Linked DNA regions of Homo sapiens: region 1 is linked to region 2. A link is a contact called in ENCODE Hi-C or POLR2A ChIA-PET data. All regions are on one chromosome and are shown on one strand. The core of a region is the stretch at or near the end of the contact, and the rest is flanking DNA. Distances in the headings are between cores, read along the strand shown. Region 1 holds the start of RASGRP3 (RAS guanyl releasing protein 3). Region 2 overlaps LTBP1 (latent transforming growth factor beta binding protein 1).

Region 1 (2,700 bases), core at 1-2,500, 200 kb after region 2:
AGACAAAGCCTAAATATAAAAGATTACTCACACAGGCTCTTACACTGAGTAAGATATTATGTGTTAAAAATCAGGGTTAATAGTTTAACAGGCACATTATGGTTCAGAAATCCCCTGGGGGACTTCAACCATCTTTTCTGGATGTTCACTTTGCCAAATAGGCTGCCTCTATGTCATATCTCTACCTGAAGGGCAGGCTCAGACACTGATTCGGGGAAGTGTCACCCTTACTATACCAAGAAGTCAGACATCCAAGGTCAGACACTACGTAAAGTCAGATACTTCAAGGGCTTTCCTTGGAAGGGAGGATGAAAAGGGAAGGGTGGGAACATCAGCTCAGGTGAGACATATGAATTCAACAAAACATCAGGGATGGTTTGCCACGTTTGCGAGCAGCACAGAAAACGGCAGTTTGCTCCAAGTTCCCAGCACACCAAAGGGGGCAGTAGTGCGTCTGTAAAGCGCGTTGTCAACTTGGTGATAATTTCTGTTTGCATTCACACTCGCCGGCTGATAATCTCAGCTGCTCGATGCAATTCAACAGATAACAATGCGGAAGTTTGGTCTAAAGCTACCTGAAATCACTTCCAAGAGCTCTTCAGATAAAGCTGCCTTTGATAGTCTTCATTAACCCCTCCCATATTTGCCCCTCAGCGTCCCTTGGCTTAGCAGCCCCGGCCTTTGAAGTCCAACCTAAGCATTCTTAGATGGTGAGTGAGGGTCTGCCTTCCCCAGCACCAGCCACCTAGTCAGGCTTGTGGCTCGTCTAACAAACTGGAGCCTGAGATTCTGAGAAAACGAAACCAAACAGTTGTACTCCGGGGTTAACACAGAGCAACTTCCACCTGCTGTGCGAGTTGGTGATCCTCTCTCTTGCCGTTCGAGAGCCCCAGTGAAACTTGAGTGAGATGAGAGAGCATGGAGCCTGCCAGTCTCCCCCTCTGCGCACACACACACGCAAACACATTTAACTTTCCACTTGCAGTGACCTGCCCTTCAGTGTGACTTATCAGCTGTTTGGCTTTTGTCACTAAAGGAAAACAAATTGTGGAATATCCCGCTCTGCATGCTCATGAGATGGCTGAGCCAACTCAGGGGTTATGAGGTGGTTTGCGAGTGAGGAGAAGAATGATCTTCAGTTTCTGACCTCCTGGCACGGTGGCGGGCGGTATTTATCAGGAGGTACATGTGACTGGTTAAGACTCAGAGCCCCAGCTTGAAGGAAACAGCTGCTCTCGGCGTGCTCCGGCACTTGGCAGCTGGACAGGCAGAGTGCTGATGTGAAAAATACCACGACAAAACCACCCTAGTAAGTAACTGGAGAACTTTCCTCTCTCTCTCTCTCTTTCATTCCCTCTCCGTGTGTGTGTGTGTGTGTGTGTGTGTGTGTGTGTGTGTTGCAAGCCACCAACAACTTTTGATTTTGATTTTGGTTTCCCTCTGGCACGATAGAAGGAGATATTTTATTTGTACCTGTTAACAGCCATTGGTGTTTTCACAGCCCTTTTTTAGAACCTGTTATTTTCGGCAACGTGTCTTGTAACTTTGAGGATGAATGGGGCATATGGCTTCATTCCTGTCTAGGAAACAGAAAGTTTGTTTCCCAGTGTTCAAGATTTTTCTAGTCCATGGTGTTTAGGTTCAAAGTCAAGTTCAGGTTATGAAGTAGAGACTTCATTGAAGTGAGTTGATGACTAGATTTGATTTTAATCTGTTTCTACCACTGAAACCTGAAAACGTAGTTGTTTAAAGTAACTTGTGAATTTATTGTATGGCTGATTTGATTTTTCCTATTCAATTTTTGAGAATATCTCATTTAACTGTGTAGAACTGTCTGCAATATAGAAGACTGACAAAATAATATTTAGATTCACATTAGAAATCATATTTAGATTTCTTGCATGGTTTCCAACTAATTGAAAGCTGTATTTTATAGCGACTTTTTTTCCCCCCAACAAGCTAATTCACCTTCATTACTTTAAAATGTTCAGTTGCCCCTGGTCTTCCTTCACCTTCATTACTTTAAAATGTTCGGTTGCCGCTGGTCTTCCTTATTTTAGTGTTTTCGTGATACTCAGGCTGTTTTTTCCTTGTTTATGACCTGACTGGGAAAGTGCTGCCTGCAGCTGATGATTAACTCTGGGAGGCCTGGCATCCAAATTACGGAGAGAACCGGCTCCTTCTCAGGTTCATTCAGCAGTAATGGTGCTTGCGCTTGGGCGAGCAGCAAAGCAGGCACCATGCTGGAACTGAGCTGTTGTTCGGTGACTTTTGTCCTTCCTTGGTAGTCACCAGACAGAATGCTTCAGAGGAAAGGCAAAAGGGGAAAAGAGAGAGGGCAGAGCTCTAAACTGATGACGTAAAGCTCTGAAAGTGACAGGTCTTTGAATCAGAGGCTGCAGGGAGATAACCAAACAGGTTCCTGTTTCTGGAGATCGCGTGGATCTTGAGGAGGGTGGGCAGAGAGGGGCTGTTTTTATTTGAAGTCTCACCAAATAGTTGTTTTGCTTGTGATAAGCCTAGGACAACCTGGAGTGCGCTTGTTTCCTCGTGTGACAAATGGATTCTCATACAGGCTCAAGCTATACGGTTTTCTTTCGCCCTCTGCCCCCTGCCATGAGGGAACACTGTTCTCTCCCCACCCTTACCATCCTTTGTTGTTTGTGGAGAATGGATTAAAAATGACCCAGGGCACGGCAC
Region 2 (2,700 bases), core at 75-2,574:
TCCATCCACATGCACGGAGGAAGAGTCTCTTTCATGGCATTTCTGACTCCCTACTGACAGCAAATTCCATTGCTTGGATGTCTCTCGTTATCAGGAGAATCCTTCTGTGTTGACCTGAAATCTGCCTCTTTGAAACACCAGTGTCATGGTTTTGTAGTTTTAGCCTTTGAAGTGATACACAGTAGGCTGCTTCTCTCTTCCAGGAACAATCCTTCAAGTACGCGAGGAGAAAGATCGTGTCTCCTTTTGCTGTTGTCCTCAGTTATAAAGGTTGGGTGGTACCCAGGGAATAGTATGATGGTATTTTACAGAACAGGGAAACTAAGTTCTTGCTACACAGAACTAATATTTTTATATGTATTTTTGTTAACAGATATTGATGAGTGTACTCAGGTCCAACACCTCTGCTCCCAGGGCCGCTGTGAAAACACCGAGGGAAGTTTCTTGTGCATTTGCCCAGCAGGATTTATGGCCAGTGAGGAGGGTACTAACTGCATAGGTAATGGCAGCATTCTTCCTGCTTACAAATTCTTAGATCTGAGTTTTTAGATCCCCTAAGACTATCATCAGTTCAGTGCTTATCCAGACAACCCAGAATTTTTTATTAAACAATTATCATGACAGCAGTCTGCTAGATCCCAGGTGATATAAAAATGGATTTTTTTCCCCTAACATTTTTGAAGAAAGAGTGTCATATATGTGCATAGACAAGATACATTAAATGTTACTTTTGGACCACCCTGCATGAATCAAAACTGGATGATTTTGATGTGTGTCAAACAAATCAAAGGGAAAGTAGAAATCAGTTACTGGCCAGGCGCCATGGCCCACACCTGTAATCCCAGCACTTTGGGAGGCCGAGCCTGGCGGATCACCTGAGGTCGGGAGTTTGAGACCAGCCTGACCAACTTGGAGAAACCCTGTCTCTACTAAAAATACAGAATTAGCCAGGCATGGTGGTGCATGCCTGTAATCCCAGCTACTTGGGAGGCTGAGGCAGGAGAATTGCTTAAACCCAGGAGGTGGAGGTTGCAGTGAGCCGAGATCACACCATTGCACTCCAGCCTGGGCAACAAGAGCGAAACTCCATCTCAAAAAAAAAAAGAAATCAGTTACTTCGTTATTATATTTGAGCTAAGCTGGGAGATGGGAGAGGTTTGAAACAGTATTTGGAACACAAAACTCAACAATGCTATCTGCTCTTCGTAGATGTTGACGAATGCCTGAGGCCGGACGTCTGTGGGGAGGGGCACTGTGTCAATACTGTGGGGGCCTTCCGGTGTGAATACTGTGACAGCGGGTACCGCATGACTCAGAGAGGCCGTTGTGAGGGTGAGTCAGCTGAGAGTGTTCAGCACACATGACGGTGATGTGCAGGGTTGGTAGGCACCTTGCCTGGTTCTTGTTTCCTTCCCACACTCAGTGCGTGACACCAGTTTATCCAAGCTCTTTCTGCTTCCTAGATTCACAGGCTCTTTGCCTCTTCCTTTCACTGGCTCTTTTGGGATTATTTTCCATCTTCATGCTCTCATTATTTTTCACCTCAATATCTGCCTCTCTGGTATTTGGAATGAAATCACCATAGAATGATTAATTGCATCATATTTAGTAGAAACACAGACTTAATTACAGAGTCCGGACCATTCATCTGGGAACATGCTGCAGGTGTAACCAGTGTTGATTTTTTGTTTTTGACCTTTTCACCTACTTACATTCCTTTGTCTCCAATGCTTTCTTTTACATGTGTTCTGGTACTTTCTCACAGACTCCCCAAGAAGCATGGTCTGACAAACTTTGGTCAGATTCCAACTGTGCTTAATAAAATTTCCTCATTATTGACCACAGCAATGAGCTTTCTCTCATTATAAAAATGTTATAAAAAGTATTTATAGCATGGTCACAATTATTATCCTTTTCATATTTCTTTTCACGTTTGTGTCCAAGTTGCTCTGGTTCTTTTTGAAACCAATGTAGTGAGGCCAGGCACGGTGGCTCACGCCTGCAATCCCAGTGCTTTGGGAGGTTGAAGCGGGTGGATCACTTGAGGCCAGGAGTTTGAGACCAGCCTGGCCAACATGCTGAAACTCCCTCTCTCCTAAAAATACAAAAATTAGCTGGATGTGGTGGCACACGCCTGTAATCCCAGCTACCTGGGAGGCTGAGAAACAAGAATCACTTGAACCTGGGAGGCAGAGGTTGCAGTGAGCTGAGATCATGCCACTGCATTCCAGCCCAGGTGACAGAGAAAAACCTTGTCTCCAAAAAACAAAGCAAAACAAAACAAAACACTATGGCACTTTTTTTGCAATTATTTTCATGAAGAAATACACTGACCTTCTGCTAAAAACCTGTCATGGAAATATGAGGGTGAAGGAACACGGGATCTGTGAGGGCACGGGAGCATGGTGCTGGTTCCTTGGGGTTCCCTGCCTGGCTGTCAGCAGAGCCTAATAGATCTGGGCTCTGTTAGGTGGGGCAGGATGGACTAGGTTGGCACAGCCAGCCCTCAGCTGTCCCCTGGCTTCTGCCTGTTGGTTTTCTTCACTGCTCTAATGACCCAGGCCTGGAGGGAGAGCTAATTAGACATTTTTTGGCAGCCTACACTTGCCCCTCCTGCTGGTGTCTTGCCTCTGCCCCTTGGGTTCTAATCTAGAGAGAAGTGGGAGTGTTTTATGTTGCTGGATCTCTGATCAGCATGGA

What was found. Hi-C counts contacts between places; a loop is a spot of excess contacts on that map. ChIA-PET counts read pairs that join two places held with the same protein, here RNA polymerase II (POLR2A). Pooled maps may share reads with other maps.
Region 1: a loop to region 2 is called in a pooled map, with 2.6 times the contacts of the local background. The contact joins the promoter of RASGRP3 here to the enhancer-like site in region 2. A Hi-C loop is called at or near these places in 2 of 37 single-sample maps with no recorded cell type and 6 of 50 pooled maps. POLR2A ChIA-PET finds 5 or more read pairs at or near these places in 1 of 52 experiments (activated CD8-positive, alpha-beta T cell).

What each region holds. Positions count from the first base shown.
Region 1 is chr2:33,475,399-33,478,098 of GRCh38, forward strand. It overlaps RASGRP3 (RAS guanyl releasing protein 3), which reads left to right and starts at 1,251. Exons shown (of 18, transcript NM_001139488.2): 1 at 1,251-1,309. RefSeq lists an enhancer at 587-906.
Region 2 is chr2:33,274,592-33,277,291 of GRCh38, forward strand. It overlaps LTBP1 (latent transforming growth factor beta binding protein 1), which reads left to right. Exons shown (of 34, transcript NM_206943.4): 17 at 374-499; 18 at 1,210-1,332. Among named protein-coding and RNA genes, the nearest start is that of MIR4430, 140 kb to the right of the region's middle. Within about 2 kb of position 1,325, at least 11 of the 41 ENCODE cell types and tissues checked have a DNase peak (open chromatin) inside an H3K27ac peak, as active enhancers do.